Regions from separate parts of the Homo sapiens genome. Here region 2 is linked to region 1. The links are chromatin loops, found by intact Hi-C in ENCODE. Cell type or tissue: PC-9. All regions are shown on one strand. Each heading gives the region's core, and the rest is flanking DNA. Links, peaks and the distances in the headings are about the cores only.

The links. Peaks named below come from ENCODE experiments on the same cell type or tissue, not always from the same donor. Only the 100,000 strongest peaks of a DNase experiment are listed, where the experiment ranks them.
Region 2: it touches region 1 in a loop (2.1-fold over the local background); 3 of 110 quality-filtered maps call a loop at or near these places.

Annotation. Positions count from the first base shown.
Region 1 is chr3:170,286,997-170,299,609 of GRCh38, reverse strand. It overlaps PRKCI (protein kinase C iota), which reads right to left. Exons shown (of 18, transcript NM_002740.6): 13 at 7,669-7,756; 14 at 6,102-6,227; 15 at 3,620-3,699; 16 at 2,217-2,306; 17 at 500-615. Among named protein-coding and RNA genes, the nearest start is that of SKIL, 64 kb to the left of the region's middle. In PC-9, for the core only: no CTCF peak of the experiment used is centred there; no DNase peak of the experiment used is centred there.
Region 2 is chr3:170,366,064-170,378,676 of GRCh38, reverse strand. All of the region lies in intron 2 of SKIL (SKI like proto-oncogene), which reads right to left. Among named protein-coding and RNA genes, the nearest start is that of SKIL, 15 kb to the right of the region's middle. In PC-9, for the core only: no CTCF peak of the experiment used is centred there; no DNase peak of the experiment used is centred there; H3K27ac peaks cover 734 bases.

The DNA.
Region 1 (12,613 bases), core at 2,733-10,732:
AAAATGACAGTTACTATTAAAACTTATAATGGTACAGTAGATACAAATACCAGTAACTGAATGGTTGTATAAATTATAGTATAGGCCGGGCACAGTGGCTCACGCCTGTAATCCCAGCACTTTAAGAGGCCAAGGTGGGTGGATCACCTGAGGTCTGGAGTTCAAGATCAGCCTGGCCAACATGGCAAACTCTGTCCTTACTAAAAATACAAAAATTAGCTGGGCGTGGCGGCACGCGCCTGTAGTACCAGCTACTCAGGGTATCTGAGGCAGGAGAATCATTTGAACCTGGGAGGCAGAGGTTGCAGTGAGCCGAGATTGCACCACTGCACTCCAGCCTGGGCAACAGAGCGAGACTCCATCTCAAAATAAAATAAAATGAAATAAAATAGAAAATAAAAAAATTATAGTATAATCTGATAATGAAACATTGCATAGTCACTAAAAATGGGATTTCCAAAGAACTTAAAAAAAAATTTCAGTGTACAGAATTACTTACTCGTCATCTGGAGTGAGCTGGACAGGTTCATTAGTAAACTGAGAATCAAAGTTGTCCAAACCAAATTCCCCAGAAATATTTGGTTTAAAGGGAGGTACCACCTGTTTTTGCTCCATCTGAAAAGACATACTGGATGACAGCTCAAGTCTGTATTCTTAGAAAAACTCCACCTCTACAGTTCTCCTCTGCACTCATTGTTTACCTTATTAAAGTGAGTCCTGAAGCATGGTTCAATGATATTAGCAATGATGAACATAATTTACAAATATGAGCTGGGCATGGCGGCTCACGCCTGTAATCCCAACCGCTTGGTAGGTTGAGATGGGAGGATCACTTGAGGCCAGGAGTTCAAGACCAGCCCAGACAACATAGCAAGATCCCATCTCTATAAAAAAATTAAAAATTGGCTGGGTGCAGTGGCTCACGCCTGTAATCCCATCACTTTGGGAGGCCAAGGTGCGCAGATCACCTGAGGTCAGGGATTCAAGACCAGCCTGGCCAACATAGCTAAACCCCGTCTCTACTAAAAATACCGAAATTAGCCAGGTGTGGTGGCACACACCTGTAATCCCAGCTACTCTGGAGGCTGAGACAGGAGAAATCGCTTGAACCCAGGTGGCGAAGGTTGCAGTGAGCTGAGATTGTGCCACTACACTCCAGCCTGGGAGACAGAGCAAGACACCATCTCAAAAAAAAAAAAAAAAAAAATTGAAAATTAGCTGGGTACCATGGCTTATGCCTGTAGTCCCAGCTACTTGGGAGGTTACACAGGAGGATCTCTTAAGCTCAGGAGTTCAATCAAGGCTGTCGTGAGCTACACTACAGCCTGGGCAACGGACTGAGACTGTTTCTCCTAAAAAAATAAAAACAAGTATAAACATTGATATGGGCCTTAATAACATTACAACCTGCTTTATTACATTAATATTCAATTTTTTGGCTGGGCATGGTGGCTCACCCCTGGAATCCCAGCACTTTGGGAGGCTGAGGCGGGTGGATCACTTGAGGTCAAGAGTTCAAGACCAGCCTGGCCAACATGATGAAACCCCGTCTCTACTAAAAATACAAAAATTAGCTGGGCGTGGTGGCGTGTGCCTGTAATCCCAGCTACTCAGGAAGCTGAGGCAGAATTGCTTGAACCCAGGAGGTGGAGGTTGCAGTGAGCAGAGATCACACTACTGCACTCCAGCCTGGGTGACAGAATGAGACTCCGTCTCAGAAAAAAAATAATAAATTAAAAAAAAATTGAATTTTTTTTTTGTTTTAAAAGTTTTCTAAAAAGCAGTTTAGAAAGTGGTTTTAAGTTTTTAAAGCTGTGATATGTTAGCTAAGACAATAAAATTTGGCCCGAGATAGGCCGGGTGTGGTGGCTCACATCTGTAATCCCAGCACTTTGGGAGGCCGAGGTGGGTGTATCACCTGAGGTCAGGAGTTCGAGACCAGCCTGGCCGACATTGTGAAACCCCCCCCATCTCTACTAAAAATACAAAAATTAGCTGGGCATGGTGGTGAGTGACTGTAATTCCAGCTACTAGGGAGGCAGAGACAGAACTGCTTGAACTCGCGAGGCGGAGGTTGCAGTGAGCTGAGATCGTGCCATTGTACTCCAGCCTCGGTGACAGAGCAAGACTCTGTCTAAAAACAAACAGAACAACAACAAAAAATTGGCCCAAGATAATAATGAAACCTAATAGTTGAGTAATCAAAATTTACATACCATATCCCAATCAACATTTCGGAAGAACGGGTGTCCCTGAATATCAGCAAATCCTGTTTGAGGATGACAACCCAATCGTTCCTTAGGGTCCTATGGTGAAAGAAATGTTTCAAGAATTGGGTGAATGTCATGCTTTAAAATAAATCATCTTTGTGATCTGTGTTGTGTGCCCTCACATGATACTCTTATTTCTGAAGTTGGAATGGTCTACCTTTTATTTCTAGAAAGTACAACTCCAGAACAAATTGAGTTATTTGAAACTTGTGATTCCTCAAGGCACTTTCTCCACCCATCATGTAATTAAAACAGAGAATCATCACCAATTCCTTGCTAAAGAAAAACAGGAGGAAAAAGAGAACAGCAGAATCATTTGACAGCACCCAGCCATTTCTTTGCATGACCTAGTGTGAGAGTCAAAACATGCAAACCTCCAAACTTCATGAGAAGTTTGTTTTTAGCTTAATTTAAAATCCCCATGCCCAATTATAGCAACAAACCACCACCTGTGTAAGACAATGATACAACCATTATCTGAATCACTGGACTGAGGAGCCTGCAACTTATAAAAAGTCTTGGCTTATTCATCACTATGAATGAGAATATGTTCCCATTTTTCTTTCTGATAAAAGGTATTTTATTTTGCATATCAACACCTCTTGCCTTCATTTTTCACTATGTGAAAAATTAGGTTTCAAGTTTAAATCTTTCCTCACATAAATTGTTCATTTTTTAAAAGGCTTCAATTTCTTATTTTATTAAAACTCATTATCTTATCTATTTACCTTAGAAGGTAAATGTACATCAACTTTTCTATCATACCATTTATTTAAAGTAGAATTTATAATTGCCAAGACCACACTCCTAGATCCTAAAACTCCTCTAGCCTACCAACAGCAACAAACAATTGAATGATGTTCACATTTTTAAGAGCCAAAGATAGCATTTCATTTCTTCCGAATCTTACCTAATTATAGCATTTTTGACATGAGAATTTGTAGGGAGCACTGCGGCCCACGTGCTCAAAAAGTACATGGTAATAAATAGATTCTATGGATAATGATACAGAGAAAATGGAAACAGAGTTCAAAGTACAATTATGGCTAAACCCAAAGATTAACTCTTCCCCTATGTGAGAATATGGTATATATTATTTACACATACACAAAAATTATGTAATATATAGCTGGGGAGTAAATTTTATTGCCAAAATGGAAAGGACAACTAACTTATCTCAGGATCTAATGCTGTCAATTACTCTTTGGGTAAGAGACAAATTCTGGGTCAAACTGAAAAAGTTACATTCTCTACTGTTTTGGAATTTTACATTTCCCAAACCGCTACTGACCAGTTTGATATATATAGAAAGAGACAAATCACAAAATATTCTTATACACAATTTATACCTTATTAAGAAAACTCTTCAGAACACTTGCAGCTTTTACAGACAGAGAACGTGGTATGCGAATTTGTTTTTCCAAAATAACTAGAAAGATAAAAATTATAGTATTATATTTAACTTTTACATGGCTTTAATCTTTTTTCTTCTTTTTTGAAAGGGGCTTGTTCTGTTGCCCAGGTTGGAGTGCAGTGATGCAATCACAGCTCACTGCAGCTTTGACCTCCCGGGCTTAAGCAATCCTTCCACCTCAACCTCCCAAGTAGCTGGGACCACAGGCGCCACCATCACGCTCGGCTAAATTTTTTTTTTTTTTTTTTTTGAGATGGAGTCTTGTTTTGTCATCCAGGCTGGAGCACAGTGGCACGATCTCAGCTCACTGCAACCTCTGCCTCCCGGGTTCAAGTGCTTCTACCACTTCAGCCTCCTGAGTAGCTGGGATTACAGGCGTGTGCCACTATGCCCAGTGAGTTTTGTGTTTTTGGTAGAGATGGGGTTTCACCATGCTGGCCGGGCTGGTCTCAAACTCCTGACCTCATGAAGGTAAGTGATCCGCCCACCTCAGCCTCCCAAAGTGCTGGGATTACAGGTGTGAGCCACTGCGCCCAGCAATGGCTGGCTAATTTTAAATTTTTTTGTAGAGATAAGGGTCTCACCATATTGCTCAAGCTGGTCTTGAACTCCTGGGTTCAAGCAATCCTCCTGCCTTGGACTCCCAAAGTGCTGGGATTACAGGTGTGAACCACTGCACCTGGCAATCTTTAAATTTCTTTTTTCTTTTTTTTTTGAGACAGAGTGTCACTGTCTTGCCCAGACTGGAGTGCAGTGGCACGATCTCAGCTCACTGCAACCTCCGCCTCCAGGCTGAAGTGATTCTCCTGCCTGAGCCTCCTGAGTAGTTAGGATTACAGGTGCCCGCCACGACGCCCAGCTAATTTTTTTTTATTTTTAGTAGAGACGGGGTTTTGCCATGTTGGCCAGGCTGGTCTCAAACTCCTAACCTCAAGTGATCCGCCCATCTCGGCCTCCCAAAGTGCTGGGATTACAGATGTGAGCCACTATGCCTGGGTGCAATCTTTAAATTTTTATTATAAGATATTTAAGGCATTCCAGGAAAAAAAATAAGATATTACATATATAACTGAAGTGCCTCCTGTACTTTCCTAAACCCCTTCTTTTCCCATCTTCTCAGAGAAAGCCTCTAATCTGAATACTATTTATCATTTACATGAATGTCTTATTCTTTGACTACCTAATTATGCCTCAGTTTCCTCATCTGTAAAATAGGAATAAAAAAATACTTCATAGGATTGTTATGAGGTTTAAATGAGTTAACATTTGTAAAATGCTTAGCATATATAATATGCAATTTTTTTGGACACTGCCAAATTATTCTTTAAAGCTGTTGTGTCAGTTTTCATTCCTACCAGCAGTCTAGAAGAGTTCCAGTTGCTCCACATCCTCACCAGCACTGGTATTACCCAACTTTAATATTTTGATCAAATGTACCGATATGAAATGGTAACTCATTAACATTTAATGTGCATTCCCTTAATTGCTAGTGAGACTGAATGTCTTTTCACATATTCCATGGCCATTTGGGCATGAAATGCCTATTTATATCCTGTGATGGCTTTAATTATTAAATGTAGAATTTTATAGTAGTTTTCATACTTCTTTGGATTCTGTGCTAGAGGTCCCTGCACTTGTCTGCTTGTTTCTGTCAATTCTGTATATTCCCTGATGTGGGGCCTTTTTTCCCCATCTTTTGATCACTCATCATCTTGGTGCTCTATTTTCCCCTCATACTGTTCTTGAACTTATGCACTCAGCCTCAGGGTCCCTGTGTAAAGATTATCTCTCTAGCCACAGGATTCCTTTCTCCAATCTGTTTGTGATGGATAATTCTAAATAACCCCTGTTATGATTTTGAGTATGAGAAGGTAACTGTGAACAGGAGTGAAGACTATAGAAAAGAAAGAATGTATTAAAAAACATCAAAACCTAATACACAGAGGCCAGGTGCAGTGGCTCATGCCTGTAATCTCAGCATGCTGGGGAGGCTGAGGTGGGCAGATCACTTGAAGTCAGGAGTTCAAGACCAGCCTGGCCAACATGGTGAGACCCTGTCTCTACTAAAAATACAAAATTTAGCCGGGCATAGTGGTGTGTGCCTGTAATCCCAGTTACTCGGGAGTGTGCCTGTAATCCCAGTTACTCGGGAGGCTGAGGCAGAAGAATTGCTTGAACCAGGGAGGTGGAGGTTGCATGGAGCCGAGATTGCGCCCCTGCACTCCAGCCTGGGCAAAAGAGTGAGACCTTGTCTCAAAAACAAACAAAAACAACAACAAAACCTAATACCACCAGTCAGGATTATATTTTCCAGATTATGCTCATTTTTCTTACTCAAAGTAGTAACCTGAATCACTCTCATTTGTACTCTAGAATAGGTTTTTCTCAGAGAATCTCTGTAAAATACTCCAAATTACCTTGGAAGAGATAATCCTCTGTGTTCTGGTCAGGGTTATCGGAGCTCCCAACAATATCAAATGGAGACCTTCCTGCCATCATCTCAAACATGAGCACTCCAAGAGCCCACCAGTCAACACTGAAACCTTCAGAAAGAAATTTTAAAGCAATAAATTATACACTTTGCATTCTTGAAAGTTAGTAACTGGAAATTTTATCACATAAAGGAAAAAGAAACAATGAAAAAGTAAACTCTAAATGCATTCCAACTATCATGGTAGGCACTGAAGATTATAGAAATGCTTCATTTATCAACAAGGGTAGGTACCTAAAAGATAATTTTAAAAATAAAATTATGAGAAAAAAAAACTTTCTTTCTCCATGTATTTCTACTTTCAGACTCATGCCCAATATCTAATATTGTGTGTTGAGGATATAATTAAATTGTATTTCAGAGTAATCTCCTTGGTCTTTTTTTTTTTTTTTTTGAGATGGGGTCTCACTCTGTCGCCCAGGCTGGAGTGCAGTGGTGCAATCTCGGCTCACTGCAAGCTCCACCTCCCGGGTTCACGCCATTCTCCTGCCTCGGCCTCCCGAGTAGCTGAGACTACAGGCACCTGTGAACACGCCCGGCTAATTTTTTGTGTTTTCAGTAGAGACAGGGTTTCACCATGTTAGCCAGAATGGTCTCGATTTCCTGACCTCGTGATCCGCCTGCCTCGGCCTCCCAAAGTGCTGGGATTACAGGTGTGAGCCACCGCGCCCGGCTATATGTTGGCAACTGCTGGAGGTGTGGACAGGGGCTTTTTTTTTTTTTTTGAGACAGAGTTTCACTCTGTCGCCCAGGCTGGAGTGCAGTGGCACAATCTCGGTTCACTGCAAGCTCCGCCTCCCGGGTTCACGCCATTCTCCTGCCTCCTTGGTCTTAAACTTGATCTTTTGCTAGCTGATAAAGACCAGTGAAGGACAGTGGATTCAGACTTTGAGCAGCTCTCACAAGTACCACATTGTCCTTTATATCTGCTGAAGGCAGAGGGCCAAAACCCAAAAAGTCAAATGTTTTCTCAAGATAAGTGTATCTTCGGGTGCCTGAGATACAGTTAATCTTTCCACCATCTTTCAGATTCCTGGGGCAAATATCCCAGGAAATCTGAAAAATTTTCCAGGGGTTCATGACTCTGGAGTCACATGGGTGCTGTTCTGAATCCTTGACCTTAGGCGAGTTATTTAAACTTTCCGTATGTCAGTTTCTTCAACTGTAAAAGGAGAATTAATAGTACTTACCTCACAGGGTTGTTAAGAGGATTAACTTAGTTAATATATGTAAACTGCTTAGAATAGTGCCTGCTACTGTTTAGTGTTTGCCACTAATAAAATATTATTCAGCTTGGTACCCCCAAATACTGCCAAGGTCCCACTGTCTCGATTTCAAAGTCTGGGACTCTCCATGTAGTTTTTAACAGGATCAAGAATCCTTATATTAATAAGATCACGTCAAAATGCATTAGTGTACTGTAATGCAATTGGTACCACATTTTACCACCCATCTAGCAATAGCTAAAATAATACCACCAATTTATTTATTACCATAATCTTCTCCTCTTAAAATTTCAGGAGCAATGTAATTAGGAGTACCACAGAAAGTGCTGGTTGTATCTCCTGGCCGTAATCCTTCCTTTTATTAAAAAGAACAGAAAGAAAGAATGAGATAAAAAGTTCTGTTTTAAATTCACCCTTTCTATTTCACCTATCATATAAGTTCAGCATCTGCAGTGATACATTAAGCTCACTTAACATCACTAGAACAATTGCCTTTATTATTATTATTATTTTTGACAGGGTCTTGCTCTGTCGCCCAGGCTGGCATGCAGTGGCACGATCTCAGCTCACTACAACCTCCACCTCCTGGGTTCAAGCAATTCTTGTGTCTCAGCCTCCTGAGTAGCTGGAATTACAGGCATGCACCAACACACCCAGCTAATTTTTGTATTTTTAGTAGAGACAGGGTTTCACCATGTTGGCCAGGCTGGTCTCGATCTCCTGGCCTCAAGTGATCCACCTGCCTCGGCCTCCCAAAGTGCTGGGATTACAGGCATGAGCCATCATGCCTGGCAACTGCCTTTATTATTAAAATCACAGATCACCACTAAATAGCTTGAAGAAAACCTGTCCTCATTAGATGTTGCTAGAGTTGATTCAATTAAGGTACGACTTGAATTTAAAATAATTTACATACAAGTTAAAATTTAATAACAAAATTTTAATATTAGTAGAATAAGGCATATTTCATGAAGAAAAGAAGCACTTTAAATCTCACCTCCTAATACAACCATTGATAAGACTACAATATTTTCCTTCTGTTTATTTTTCCTAAGAACACTTTTTTTTTTTTGGAGACAGAGTTTCACTTTGTTGCCCAGGCTGGAGTGCAATGGCACAATGTCAGCTCACTGCAACCTCCGCCTCCCGGATTCAAGCAATTCTCCTGCCTCAGCCTCCAGAGTAGCTGAGATTATAGGCGTGTGCCACCACACCCAACTAATTTTGTATTTTTAGTAGAAAATGGGGTTTCTCCATGTTGCTCAGGCTGGTCTCAAACTCCTGACCAGATGATCTGCCCACCTCGGCCTCCCAAAGTGCTGGGATTACAGGCATAAGCCACCATGCCGGGCCTGTATTTTAATAGCTGTAGGATGGAAAAAAAATAAGGCAAAACACACTAACAGGCAGAGTAAAGGAACTACCCAATAATTAATGGGACAATCACCAAGAAATTGTAACAAATATACACTTGCATACACTCAACAACATGGCCTCAAAATACAAAGAGTAAAAAAGGACAAAATTATTAGGAGAATTTCACAATCTCCAATCATAATAGGAGAAGTTAATATGAGAATAATCTATATTAGAAAATGATAGATCACACATACTAAAAATCAGTAGGCAGAGAAAGATTTGGAAAAAAGCTAGAGTTAAAATATATATATATATATACAAAATACATATACATGTAGAATATATGTACGTCTATATGTGTGTGTGGAGTGAGGGAGAAGGAAGAGAGACATTAGAGAGAGAGACTCCCTGCATGTAAAGATTATATATCCTTTTAAGTACACATGGGCTACTGGCCATATATTAGGTCATAAAGGAAATCTCAATGTATTCCAATGAACTAATATTCAAACCATTCTCTGGCCAAAAGGCAAATAAAAAAAAAATCAACAATAAAAAAGTCTAAAGACAACTGAATCATACATAATTAAGCATGTTTTAAAACTTTGTAAGCATTTCCTACACAACCGAAGACTTTCTAATATTAACAACTATATGAAATTCAACAGAACATATGTACCTAGAACTTAACCACTTTCCTATAGATTATACGGTACAAAATTCTAAACCAAAAAAGAGGGGCAGCACAAAACTCAAGCCTTCCTTTTTTTTTTTTTTGAGACCGAGTTTCGCTCTGTCATCCAGGCTGGAGTTCAGTGGCGTGATCTTGGCTCATTGCAACCTCTGTCTCCCAGGTTCAAGTGATTCTCACGCCTCAGCCTCCCAAGTAGCTGGGATTACAGGTGCATGCAACCACGCCTGGCTTTTTTTTCTTCTTTTAAGATGGAGTTTCGCTCGTTACCCAGGCTGGAGTGCAATGGTGCGATCTCGGCTCACTGCAACCTCTGCCTCCCAGGTTCAAGCGATTCTCCTGCCTCAGCCTCCCAAGTAGCTGGGATTACAGATATGCACCACCACGCCCACCTAATTTTTTATTTTTAGTAGTGACGGGGTTTCACCATGTTGGTCAGGTTGGTCTCGAACTCCTGACCTCAAGTGATCCACCCGCCTCGGCCTCCCAAAGTGCTGGGATTACAGGAGTGAGCCACTGTGCCGAGCCTCTGGCTTTTTGTATTTTTAGTAGAGATGGGGTTTTGCCATGTTGGCCAGGTTGGTCTCAAACTCCTGACCTCAGGTGATTCACTCACCTTAGCCTCCCAAAGTGCTGCGATTACAGGCGTGAGCACTGTGCCCGGCCCTTCCTTCCATTCTTGTCCCTGACTCACCCAGTTCCAGCTCCCTAGAGGCAACCACTATTATGTGGCCCTCCAGAGACATTCTGGGCATGGTGAACATATTTTTCTTCAAATTTCACCCTGTTATATATAACACTGCTATAAACATCTAGAAGAAATATTTAGTAATATGTTGTGACTCCAAGAATTTTAAAATGATTTCTAAAAGGGATATTATATGCTATTTTTAGAAATATGAATATGGTTTTTATTGTTTTCTATTATTGGCAACGGCAATACATTCTCATGAAAAATGACATGTACTTTCAGTACAATAGTCAGAGGTAAGAGATGTAGTCTGTTAACTTGTAACAGCTATGCTTAATCATTCACTTGTTGACTGAATGTCAGAATGTAGGTCCATTTGCTAAGTTTTCTGCAGCATAACAGATATTATTAGAATTCCTCTGTTGATGAAAAAAACACTTAAAGGCACATCAGTTCATAAAACCACGAAAGGCTGCCACTTAATAAAATCAACGTTCATAAAATATTTCAAACATAACTCTAAAGATACTAATTCAAGTTTTCATCACTATCCTCTGCAATCTTTATAAAGAAATTCATCCAACACTTGCATGAAGTCAAGCTTCAGGTAAGTTAAATATTGACACTAAGTCATAAAAGAGCATTCAAACTTTTGGAGGGTTAATTTCTCATAAGCTTTATTTTTTATTTTATTTTATATGTATATATTTTGAGGCGGAGTCTCACTCTGTTGCCCAGTCTGGAGTGCAGTGCAGTGGTGTGATCTTAGCTCACTGCAATCTCCACCCCACCCCAGGTTCAAGAGATTCTTCTGCCTCAGCCTCCCAAGTAGCTGGGATTACAGGCACTCGCCACCACACCTGGCTAGTTTTTGTGGTTTTAGCAGAGATGGGTTTTCACCATGTTGGCCAGGCTGGTCTCAAACTCCTGACCTCAAGTAATCCGCCTGCCTTGGCCTCCCAAAGTGCTGGAATTATAGGCGTGAGCCACTGCACCCGCCCTAGGCAGCTCTTGGAGAAGGAGGAAAGGCAGAAAGGGAGGTAGGAGGACATTTGATTTAAAGACCTACTCGATAAAGATCTCAGATTTATGAAACACCTTGACTAACTTGATTGAGGATCCCTGTAAGAAATGAAAATGTATAAGAAGCCAATATTATTTTCCAGTAAGAGTAACAAAAGACTAAGAAAGACAAAAAGAGAAAAGTCCTTTTTTTTTTTTTGAGACGTAGTCTCACTCTGTTGCCCAGGCTGGAATGCAGTGGCGCGATCTCGGGTCACTGCAAGCTCCGCCTCCCGGGTTCTCGCCATTCTCCTGCCTCAGCCTCCCGAGTAGCTGGGACTACAGGCGTCCGCCACCACGCCTGGCTAATTTTTTTGTATTTTTAGTAGAGACGGGGTTTCACCATGTTAGCCAGGATGGTCTCAATCTCCTGACCTGTGATCCGCCTGCCTCGGCCTCCCAAAATGCTGGGATTACAGGTGCAAGCCACCGCACCCGGCCAAGAGAAAAGTCTTAATTCATTTTTGTGATTTTCTTTTTTTTTTTTTTTTTTTTTTGAGACAGAGTCTCACTTTGTCACCCAGACTGGAGTGCAGTGGCACAATCTCCACTCACTGCAACCTCTGCCTCCAGGTTCAAGCAATTCTCCTGCCTTAGTCTCCTGAGTAGCTGGGACCACAGGTGTGCCACCATGCCCAGCTAATCTTTTGGTGTTTTTAGTAGAGACAAGATTTTACCATGTTGGCCAGGCTGGTCTCAAACTCCTGACCTCAAGTGATCTGCCTGCCGGGCCTCCCAAAGTGCTGAGATTACAGGTGTGAGCCATCACACCCTGCCCATTTTGATTGTTTAAACAATGCAGTGATTCCATTAAAGGTGTTATTTAAAAATAACATTTTAAAATGTTATTAAAATGCATTAGTGTACTGTAATGCAATTGGTAACCACATTTAACATAACATTTTAAAATAACAACTTGAAAAATGCTGAAAAGTAAACAGAATCAACGTGTGATGCTACATAACAGAATGATACATAAAAGAATCAGACAATTCTATATGTTAAGACTTCATCTGTTATAAGCATTATGTATATACATATATATATTTATTACTCTCTCTCTCTCTATATATATATATATTTTAGATAGGATCTCACTCTGTCACCCAGACTGGAGTGCAGTGGCGCGATTACAGCTCACTACAGCCCCAGGCTCAAGTGATCCCCCCATCTCAGCCTCCCAAGTAGCTGGGACTACAAGCACAACCAACCCAGTGTAATTTTCCTATTTTTTGTAGAGATGGAGTTTTGCCATGTTGCCCAGGCTGGTGTCGAACTTCTGAGCTCCAGCAATCTGCCTGCCTCGGCCTCCCAAATTGCTGGGATTACAGGTCTGAGCCATCATGTGTTATGTATTTTTTACAAATATCTTCAGTCGGGCGTGGTGGCTTGCTTTCCTTGTTAACTGG
Region 2 (12,613 bases), core at 1,570-9,569, 80 kb before region 1:
GGGTGGCCGAGGCAGGAGAATCACTTGAATCCGGGAGGCAGAGGTTGCAGTGAGCTGAGTTCGCGCCACTGCACTCCAACCTGGGTGACAGAGCAAGACTTTGTCTCCAAAAAAAAAAAAAAAGAGAGAGAGAGAGAGTCCAATTCCCAATTCAACAAATTAGGAAAGTAGCAAAGCTGTTTTGCCTGATGTCCCAATATTCCAGTTTGGAACCAAGAAACTAAGGACTGCAAACAGATCTCTGGATGTTAAGCAGTAGTGATTAAAACAAAATCAACTCTAAACTATCCAAACTCTGGTTTGATTACTGAGATCCTACTAATGGAGGAAATCAATGAGAATGAAGAAACCTGGGAGAGATCTGACAAGTAACCCACTGCCCTCAACAAAACAGGCTGAAAACAGAAAGGAAACCGCTCTTAGAATATGTATCTTAAAATCTGATCAGTCAGGAGATGACTTAGGGCCAACTAAAGGACAAAAATAGGCAGGGCACAGTGGCTCACGCCTGTAATCCCAGCACTTTGGGAGGCCAAGGCAGGCAAATCACGAGGTCAGGAGTTCAAGGCCAGCCTGGCCAATATAGTGAAACCCTGTCTTACTAAAAATACAAAAATTAGCCAGGTGTGGTGGTACGCACCTGTAATCCTAGCTACTCAGGAGGCTGAGGCAGGAGAATCGCTTGAACCTGGGAGGTGGAGATTGCAGTGAGCCGAGACGGCGCCATTGCACTCCAGCCTGGGTGACAGAGCAAGACTCTGTCTCAAAAATAAAAAAAGAAAAAAATATGTATGTGGGAGATCTTTATTTTTGTTAAGAATTAGGCCAGGCACAGTGGCTCACACCTGTAATCCCAGCACTTTGGGAGGCCAAGGCGGGTGGATCACGAGATCAGGAGTTCAAGACCAGCCTGGCCAAGATGGTGAAACCCCGTCTCTACTAAAAATACAAAAAAAAAAAATTAGTCGGGTGCGGCAGCAGGCGCCTGTAATCCCAGCTACTCAGGAGGCTGAGGCAGGAGAATCGCTTGAACTCAGAGGGCGGAGGTTGCAGTGAGCCGAGATCGTGCCACTGCACTCCAGCCTGGGTGACAGAGTGAGACTCTGTCTCAAAAAAAAAAAAAAAAAAAAAAAAGAATTATTGAGCAATGAATTTGAAATACTAATAAGACCTCAAAATTATAAGAAAAAAATTAATATTTTTAAAAGATTTAAGAGTTGAATATTCAGTGAAGGTCTCTACATGATATGTAAATGTGGAATTAAAAAAAAAAAAAAAGGCCTGGGCACAGTGGCTCATGCCTATAATCCCAGCACTTTAGGAGGACAGGAGAATCAACCGAAACAGGGGAACAGAGGTTGCAGTGAGCTGAGATCGCTCCACTGCACTCCAGCCTGGGCAACAAAGTGCAACTCCATCTCAAAAAAAAAAAGGAAAACAGAAAACGAAACATCACATTTTGAACTAATATTCAGAATCTGGGCAAATTCCACTGCTTATTTATAAAACAAACTGATCACTTATTTACATAGTTCCTCAGCCTATAGCTTAGTTATAGCAGTAAGAAAGGGAACTGACTTCTGGCAACAGAAATACTAAATGATAGATGCTAAGTGACAGCTGACAGCCTAAGGAGAGAGGAAAATTACAAGATGCAAACACAAAAACTGCTTCAAAAAGCAAGACAATCTGAGTAAAGGCTTTAGCATAGACCGGGGCAAATAATTTAATATATCTCAATTGTCCCCTACCCCAATTCAACAAAGTATGGTAATTAATGTTTAAGAATCTTGAGTTGGCCAGGCGCAACGGCTCACATCTGTGATATTACCTAGCACTTTGGGAGGCCAAAGTGGGCAGACTGCTTCAGCTCAGGAGTTTGAGACTGGCCTGGGCAACAAGGCAAAACCCCATCTCTAATAATAATACAAAAATTAGCCAGGCAAGGTGATGTGTGCCTGTAGTCCCAGCTACTTGGGAGGCTAAGGCAGGAGGATCACTTGAGCCCAGGAAACAGAGGTTGCAGTGAGCTGAGATTGCTCCATGGCACTCCAGCCTGGGTGACAGAGCCAGACCCTGTCTCGTTAAAAAAATAAAAACTCTTGAGTCAACGTGACATAGCTAAATTATGTTCTGTATACCACTTAGATTCAAAACTTTTTCAGACATTTTACAATTCATGAAAACAGTTTTTTAAAAAAACACAATGCTTTTAAAAAGTAGCTTAACGGGTAGAACATTTTGCACCCCAGCTCTACATGACCAAAGAGGTGTCAATGAACGAGGATAAGTTCATTCTAACAAATCAGTAAAATTTAAGATCAGTTTGAGGGCAGGAACAGTGGCTCACACCTGTAATCCCAGCACTCTGGGAGGCCGAGGTGGGTGGATCATTTGAGGTCCGGAGTTCGAAACCAGCCTGACCAAATGGTGAAACCCCATCTCTAATAAGAAAAAAAAAATTAGCTGGGCATGGTGGTGCATCCCTGTAATCCCAGCTACTCGGGAGGCTGAGGCAGGAGAATCACTTGAACCCAGGAGGTGGAGGTTGCAGTGAGCTGAGATTGCGCCACTGCGCTCCAGCCTGGGCAAGACAGTGAAACTCCGTCTCAAAAAAAAAAAAAAAAAAAAAAAGGAAAATCAGCTTGAATTAAATGAGAATTTCTTTTCTAGACATCATTTGTTAAAAAACAAAGAAAGCTCCTCTTTAAATAAGTGTTATATCTGAAAGAATTCTAGATGTACTGCCCAAGAAATCAATTGTTTCCAGATTTTTTAAATTAAAACTACTAAAATTGGCCCTACCCAGTGGCTCACACCTATAGCCCCGGAATTTTAGGAGGCCAAGGCACAAGGACTGCTTGAGTCCAGCAGTTCGAAACCAGCCTGGACAACATAGAGAGACCCCCATCTCTACAAAAAAAATTGTTTTTAATTGGCCAGCCGTGGTGACGCATGCCTGTAGTCTCAGCTACTCAGGGGACTGAGGTGGGAGAATCAGTTGAAGCTGGCAGGTTTGAGGTTGCTGTGAGCTATGATCCTGCCACTGCACTGCAGCCTAGGCAACAGTGTGGGGCTTGTCTCGAAAAAAGAAAAAGAAAAAAATATAAAATTACTAAAATTGATTTATATATTTCAAAGTTTTTCCTATAATGAATACTGGAATCTCAAATCTTCAGAATATCAAGCAAATTCTAAATTTGCTCAAAGACCTTGACTTGAAATCTGACTCAATTTTGATCAAGTTCATTTCAAAACCCTACAGTTTGATTTATAAGAGTAAGTTTTATCTTTACTCATGAGCCAAACCTAGCATCTATTTATTTCTGTGTCTCTAAACTTCAGGTGCCACCTTAAATAACTGCTAGCACATTCCTTTATTTTTAAACAGTCATCCCTCTTAGCTCCTATTCTTTATTTTATTTCCTAGTCTTGACCAACCCAGTAAGAGTCAGACTAGAGCTTCTAAGGAATCTTAAAGATCACCTAGCATAGTCCCCTAGCCAATGTCTGAATTCCCTATTTAAAATCCCTGTTAAGTGGCTACGCAGCCTCTGCTTAAACAGCAGCTTGAGGTCAAGAACCAGCCTTACCTTTGTATTTTTAATACCTAGCACTATATGCCTAGCATGTAGTAGGGACTCATCTATCAAATATCTATTATTTGTTGAATGAATTCTGAATGACAGTGCAGCTCATTAATTCCCAAGGTAGCCTTTTACAAGGTTATTCTGCTACCACAAAACTCTTGGTCTCTTTCACGTTTGATATCCCTCTACTCCATGAAGCACCAAGGAAGCCCAACAGTTTCTAAGGCTGCATTTTTCAGAGATATAAATTAAACAATACAAATGATGGGGACACGCACAACACTAACCATGATAAAATGTTGCAAGCTAATTTTACCTAATATGCTGTGGTAAGCCATAAACACATTTATAACAAATTATCCTAACTGTATGTTAAAAACAATTAAGAAAAGCACAATGTTTATGATACAACAAAACATTCAGAGGCATGCCAGATTTTCTCATCTATTCTGCATTTGTGTCAACATACAAATTAGGTTTTCAAAAAAAGAACAATATAATTAAATGGTTCAGCAGTAATGCTACTAATCAGGAATAAAAATTAGATACCAAATTATGAGTATCTACTGCCTGGTATCTTACCTTTCAACATAGGAATCATTTATTTTTATGTGTATTTAAATTTTAAAATACAATACATTATATAACTTGCCAAAGAAGTGGATCATTTAGTAGCTTAAGTTAGAGCCTTAACATTTCAAAATGCTCTTATCACCCAATTTCCCCATCATTATTTACCCCAAAATGAACAGATAGCATCCTCATTTCAAACACATAAGCAAAATTTCAGACACAAAAATTTCATTCCAAAGGTTCTTTCCTCTTAGGTCATAAAACTCCAAATGTCTATGAATGTACAATTTAAACAATTCCAAAATATACAGTAAAAAAATATAAAATAAGTAAAAACTAAGAAACATTTTATGAAAGTTTCTCTAAATTTCTGCACCTTCCTATGCTTATTCTGTATACGTGACCCTTTGATAATCAGATTTCCTAATGAAGAACCACTCTATTTTAGTGATACGATGCTAATCAGTCTCATAATGAAAAATAATTTAGAGAGCTTGATTTCATTTACAAAAAACTTCTTGTCACTCCTTTCTAAATACAAAAGCTATTCCACCTGCTCAGCATTATTCATACAAGTATTCGAATTTGTACCAAAAAAAACCCTTTAAAATTCTTAGACATTTTTTTTTTCCCTTGAGACAGGGTCTTGCTCTGGGGAACAGTGGTATAATTATAGCTCACTGCATCCTCCAACTCCTGGGCTCAAGGGATCCTCGTGCCTCAGCCTCCAGAGTAGTCAGGACTATTGGCCCATGCCACCAAGCCTGACTAATTTTTTTTTAATTTTTTTTGTAGAGACAGGGGTTGCACTATGTTGCCCAAGCTGGAACTTATTTTCAAATACTAAATCTTGCTTTTAGGTGGCACTCTAATTTTTAATTACAGCATCAGATTACTATTTTGATCTTTAATTAAGTCCTAATGACAAACATTAATGAACTAAAGAAACCAAGATAATGCCTCAAAACACTAGTGGGAATTCCAAAATTCCAACAAAAATCAGAATTAAGCCTTTTTACAAATATATGAGCCGGAAGGCCAGGCACAGTGACTCACACCTGTAATCCCAGCACTTTGGGAGGCCAAGGCGGAGGATCACCTGAGGTCAGGAGTTCAAGACCAGCCCGGCCAACATGGTGAAACCCTGTCTCTACTAAAAATATAAAATTAGCCAGGCATAAAGGCTGGGCACGGTGGCTCATGCCTGTAATCCCAGCTACTTAGGAGGCTGAGGCAGAAGAATCGCTTGAACCCAGGAGGTGGAGGGTGTAGTGAGCCGAGATCACACCACTGTACTCCAGCCTGGGCGACATAGCAAGACTATCTAAAAAATAAAAATAAATAAAAAAATTAGCCGGGCCTGGTGGTGCACGCCTGTAGTCCCAGCTACCGAGGGGGCTGCAACAAGAGAATCGCTTGAACCTGGGATGTGGAGGTTGTCGAGGTTGCTGTGAGCCGAGATCACGCCACTGAACTCCAGCCTGGGCGACAGAGTGAGACTCCGTCTCAAAAAAAAAAAAAAAAATTGAAAATTATTTCTAAAAACAGAATTTTTAAAGTGCTATAAGTGATAAAGATTAATTTTTAAATTTGTGTTCATAAGACAGAAGCAGTAGTGTAGGTTGGTAAATTTAATAGTCTATCTCCCTAATGGCCTATTTACACAAGAAATAAAATATAATGCATATGAAATGCACATTACTTTGTTCTGACCCAAAATAAATCATTAGCAACCTTACTAAACATATGACTGGATACACAGGAAGTGAATATATCTCATCAGGGTCTTTTTGCTGTGTATAATACTAAGACATTCAAGTGGTCAATAAATGATTTCAGAAGTATAAAGACACCCTACCAGATAGCTGCCAACAACTCTTACCAAAAGAAACAGAATCCCTCAGTACACTATCAGGTTTCCTTAATATTTCCAACATGTTGTGAGTTAGTGTTTCAATAAATGAAACAGAACAGTGTTACAAGGTAGCAAATAGCTACTTAGAGATTTCAAGGCTTAGTCTTGGGCCTCACTTCTCTGTAATCAATAGAATTGATCAAATTAATGCAAAACTGGGACAGTATGATCTAAGCATCTGCACTAACTGATCAAAAACAGATCGTCAGGAGTCACAGCAATGGCAGCTGTTTCCACAGGCTGAAAGATCATACCACCTACCTCACAAAGCCAATTTTAGGTTTGAGATACTTAAAAATGCTCACAGAAAATGCAAAGGCTCGAGTTCTTGTAATATTTTGCAACTATTATTTTGAGTCCTTAATGGAAACAAAGCCATGTAAAGTTGGTAATATAACATCCCCTTTAGAACTTGAAGAAAAATACACTGATAAAAATCCTGTTAATCCTGTGACATTTTATACTGAAGGTCTGTGATGCCCAATAAACTTAATACTGCAACTACATGGAAATCTCAGTGTCATACACATTATTTTCCACTATTTGTCAAAAATTTTAATCTGTATAATTCTAAGGCTTTACTTTTCTATCTCATTTTAGCATATATGCTTAACAATTTACAGTCCTGGATTATTCTGGCCTTCAAATAATGTAAACTGGCAATTTCAAAACAGAGATTGATTAATCTTCCTATGTGCAATGTCCTCTATTTTCCATTTTATTCTACTTCAGGTTTTTATGTTTTTTAATGCTGGTGACCCACTAAATTGATTTCATGACCCTCCTGGCGGTTTTCAATTGAGGTTCTCAGGAGAATTTAAAATGCCCCAAGGCATCCATTGTATGTAATGAATTACCTTCTCTCCAGTGCATTTAGAATGGTACCAGTACGATCACTGGGAGAAATGACAAAACCAGCACTCAATTCATTTTCTGTAGTGCTTAAATCTCCCCTTATGGAACCCTGCTTGAGATGGCTACATGAATGACAAATTGCAGTTAGAAAAACACTGCTCTAAATGAACTGTCTTAAAATTGGTCCAAAAGTATTATTCCAGTAACTACTCCTTTTGTTTTTCTTTTTCTTTTTTTGAGACAGAGTCTCACTCTGTTGCCCAGGCTGGAGTGCAGTAGCACGATCTCCGCTCATTGCAACCTCCGATTCCTGGATTCAAGCAATTCTCCTGCCTCAGCCTCCCAAGTAGCTCTAATTACAGGCGTGTGCCACCATGCCCAGCTATTTTTTTTATTATTATTTTTAGTAGAGATGGGGTTTCACCATGTTGGCCAGGCTGGTCTCGAACTCCTGACCTCAAATCATCTGTCTGCCTTGGCCTCCCAAAGTGCTGGGATTACAGGCGTTAGCCACCGCACCAGGCCTACTACTCCTTTATTAATACTTATGCACTCTAGAAATGCTTTTGCACAAACACAGTTACAATTACATACGCAAATGAATAAATTCCAGAGGCAGTTATCACATGGTGCAATTATGAGGAAATTGTGTTTTCTTCTTTGTACTTTTTTAGTATTTACTACAATGGGCCTATATTGTTTTCATAATCACACAAAAAAATTTAACATAGACTATAAAAAGCATAGAAGTCTTAAATCATTTTTATTAAGTTTTGTTTTGTCTTGTTTTTTTTGAGAAAAACAGGGTCTTGCTCTGTTGCCCAAGCTTGGAGTGCAGAGGTGCCATCACAGCTCACTGCGGTCTCAACCTCCCCAACTCAAGCGATACTCCCATCTCAGCCCCACAAGTAGTTGGGACTACAGGCATGCCCCACCAAGCCCAGCTAATTGTTTTTTTCAATCTTTTGTAAAGACAGGGTCAAACTATGTTACCCAAACTTTTAGTAAGTTTCTTAAGCTTTTTAATTCCTTGTTCCCATAAAAAATGCAAAATATGTACTTTTAATGCCATTTGAAATCTCAGAATAAATTCAACATCACAAATAAAAACGAAATGCTGGTTTGTTTTAAAACTAAACCTGTTTCCCTCTTCGAGAATCACTGGTAACTTTATAGGGCCACTTAGACTTCACTGTTATCCAAACCTTTATTAGGCATCTACCACATTCTAGATTCGAAGACTGTAAGATATAAGAAGACTGTAAGACTATAAGATGAACTCCTGCTCGGGGGGGGGGGGGGGGCTCTCTCTCTCTCTCTCTGTATATATACATATATATGTATATATAGAAATATTACATATTTCTATGATCCACTCTTAAGTCTAGAAGTCATGAAATCAAAAGGACTCAAACTAATTTTATATCTTTCCTATTCATTCTTTCTGCCTAATATAATGAGTTAGTGATTGAAGCAAACCACATTTTATTTTATTTTATTTTTTTGAGACGGAGTCTCACTCTGTCTCCCAGGCTGGAGTGCAGTGGCGCGATCTCGGCTCACTGCAAGCTCCGCCTCCCGGGTTTACGCCATTCTCCTGCCTCAGCCTCCCGAGTAGCTGGGACTACAGGCGCCTGCCACCGCGCCCGGCTAATTTTTTGTATTTTTAGTAGAGACGGGGTTTCACCATGTTAGCCAGGATGGTCTCGATCTCCTGACCTCATGATCCGCCCGTCTCAGCCTCCCAAAAGTGCTGGGACTACAGGCGTGAGCCACCGCGCGCAGCCGGAAGCAAATCACATCTTACAACAAGATGCATTGTTTATATATTCTTTTGCTTTCTAGAGTCTAATAAAATCCTTATTTTATGTAATATGAATCCCAGTAGAATAAAATTCTATATGTGAACAAAATACAGATTCAAGCTATTACCAAAGCTATTCTCAAACAAGTTCTACCCCTTTACTAGGAACAAACTGAATTCTAGCTCGACAATCACTTTCCACTCCCAGAATTCTAAAGGGATTAAAATTAGCCCAATTCGCTGGGTGCGGTGGCTCACGCCTGTAATCCCAGCACTTTGGGAGGCTGAGACAGGCAGATCACCTGAGGTACGGAGTTCGAGATCAGCCTGACCAATATGGTGAAACCACATCTCTACAAAAAATACAAAAATTAGCCAGCTATGGTGGCACATGACTGTAATTCCAGCTACTAGGGAGGCTGAGGCATGAGAATCACTTGAACCCAGGAGGCGGAGGTTGCAGTGAGCCGAGATTGCCTTATTGCACTCCAGCCTGAGCTACAAGAGCAAAACTCCTTATCAAAAAAAAAATTAGCCCAATTCTTGATTACTTCTTTGGTTTCCCAGTGGCATAATTGATAACATATGCACTGCTACGAGAAAACTACTGGCTGACTATGATGATCCAGGCCTACTCTGAAAACACGGCCATCTCTTTTTTGTTTTTCTTCTTTAAAGTTTCTAAGTTTTTTCCCATTTCTCAAACAAAAAGGATAAATTTCTAACTTTCAAAAATCATATGCTAACAATTCTATTTTTTAATAATAAAAATAAAGAGGCTCTATTTCCTAAACCACAGGGGGCACTATTTGCAAAGCCACTCTACAGATTTCAAAAAAAAAAAAAAAAAAAAAAAATGCCAGGGATAGGGAGGGTCCACATATCCTGTTATTAACAGAATGAGCTCCAAAAACTTGATTACTCTGAAGTTATTATAAAAGTCGTTTTGTAAAAAATGAGAAAGGCACTAAACAAAACCTTATCCAATCTAAGCAGGTCTGTATTGGTCTCCATCATTCAAAACCCCAATGTGGTATCAACCGAATAAATGGAATGGGCACTATCTCCAATCAATGTATCTTTTTGGGTAACAAGTCGAAAATAATGAAATAATTCAGAAAATGCTTCTATAATAAAAAAACTGTTTCACACTTTCTTCTTGCACACTTCATTTTAGTAAGCAAATATCCAACTACTGTAATTACTGTGTAAAAAAAACTATAAATGAGATACATTTGAACCCAACATTCAGTTATCTTGTTTGTCTCAGAAATATAATTCTAGATAAGAAAATGAGGAAAGGAGGACTCCTCAAATACATAATATTTCAATAGTAGTTTGAAATACCATCCTACATTTCTGCAGTAAAGGCTCTTAACTTCCAAAATGCTCATTCTCTTGTTTGATGAATTATATTAACAGTTTATGTGCAAATTGTATCTGTTTAAAGGTTAAGCCATCTTTAAAAGAAAATCCAAATATTCTAAAATATAGTTTAGTGTTATTTTTCAAAAATCTATTCAGTTAAAAAAAGAAAAATTTAATTGAGTGCCTTTGACATGCCAGGCTTTGAACTCGGTTCCAAAAAAATAGAAAAAATACTCTGTAAACTAGTGGGAACAGTTACTAATTTTAGAAAGTTAGACAAAAGTATTCATAATGGTCCCTCATATGAGCACAAATACTTCATCTGACTCTCAACTTATCCCCACTTGATCAAAAATTTTGCTAATTGCAAAATATAATCTGTATCACTGGGGTAGCAAATCACCATCAAATCCACCACAATTATTACTAGATCACATTCTGTCCCAACACAACTCTTTGTAGTTGCCCATTCTACTGTTCCTTATCTCAATTAGGTTTATACTGACAAATACGCTGCCTAATACAAGTATAATTAAAAGCTTGCAAGAGGGGAGAAATATTTTGTACTATTATTACTCCAATGATCTCTACAGAAATGAAGAAGTGAAACGAAAATGCAAAATTAAACTCTCAAACGGCTAATACGCTTTCAGGGAAAAAAAATTTTTTAAGTTGCTATCTTTAGGTCATCTGTTTGTATCATAAGTAATCTATAGAGATTTTTCCCCCCTAAGTAGATTAAAAACTAAAATATTTTACTTACCTAAGAGTAGTCCAGTCTAAATGTTAAAAGTTTAAATTTTAGCCAGGCACGGTGGCTCACGCCTGTAATCCCAGCACTTTGGGAGACTGAGGCTGGTGGATTGCCTGAGATCAGGAGTTCGAGACCAGCCTGGCCAACATAGTGAAACCCCCATCTCTACTAAAAATACAAAAAATTAGCTGGGTGTGGTGGCAGGCACCTGTAATCCCAGCTACTAGGGACACTGAGGCAGGAGAATTGCTTGAACCTGGGAGGCGGAAGTTGCAGTGAGCCAAGATTGCGCCATTGCACTCCAGCCTGGGCAACAAGGGCGAAACTCCATCTCAATTTAAAAAAAAAAAAAAAGGGTATATATAGTTCTTAACTTAGTAAAGTGGAGACTGTCAGCCACATGCTACAATAGGGAAGAATCGGCCAGGCGCAGTGGCTCACGCCTGTAATCCTAGCACTTTGGGAGGATGACGACGTCAGGAGATCGAGACCATCCTGGCTAACACGGTGAAACCCCGTCTCTACTAAAAAAATAGAAAAAATTAGCCAGGCGTGGTGATGGGTACCTGTAGTCCCAGCTACTCAGGGGGCTGAGGCAGGAGAATGGCGTGAACCTGGGAGGTGGAGTTTGCAGTGAGCTGACATCGCGCCACTGCACTCCAGCCTGGTCAACAGAGCGAGACTCTCGTCTCAAAAAAAACAAACAAACAAACAAAAAAAGTGAAGAATCACCTACAACAAATGACCACTTCCAATATGTTTGAAAATAATCTTAAGTAAACATTACTCTTCAAATTTTATTTACAAATGATTAATTTGCCTGTTGATCTTTTTTTCATACAAACGTAATATTCAACAAAATTAGAATTAGATCAAATTTATTTTAATTTTCTATTTTTGTTTACATATATTTGATCTACTTCTGATTTTGCTGAATATCCACTGAAGATGTGAAAAAGAATCAGGAATGTGATGTTTGCATGTATTTATACAGTTTAAAGTAAAATAATGATTATTCCAATAAAAAACACAAAAAGCTCGTATCAGGTAAGTAACTTGACAACATTCTGTAGAACAACATAGGCAGATCTAAAATCAAGTATGTGTGTGTGTGTGTGTGTCTGTGTGTGTGTGTGTGTGTGTGTTTTGAGACAGAGTTTCACTCTGTCACCCAGGATGAAGGGCAGTGTGAACTCGGCTCACTGAAACCTCCACCTCCTGGGTTCAAGCCTGCCTCAGCCTCCCAAGTAGCTGGGATTACAGGCGTGTGTCACCATCCCCTGCTAACTTTTGTATTTTCAGTAGAGATGGCGTTTCACCATATTGGCCAGGCTGGTCCCGAACCCCTGACCTCAGGTGATCCACCCAACTCAGCCTCCCAAAGTGCTGGGATTACAGGCATGAGCCACCGCGCCTGGCCTAAAATCAAGTATATTTCTTATGGCGACTTGAGTAAGAAAGAGTTATTAGCTATATTTAATTAAGTTGTCTCATTTCAAATTATTTATAATTTACAAGATACTACAACTTATTAACATTAAAATGTATTAATATATTACATATTTTATAATTGTAAAATAATTAAGTTGTTTCATTTCGAACAACTTACTGAGTTTCAGGACTTTTTTTAATCCAAAAGCAATACTTTGATTACATAAACTATATACGCATGTCAAATCATGTCAGTATTCACACCAAACATCAGGTCCTTTACATAACACGTTAATATATTTAGTACAGTCTTAAAAAAAAAA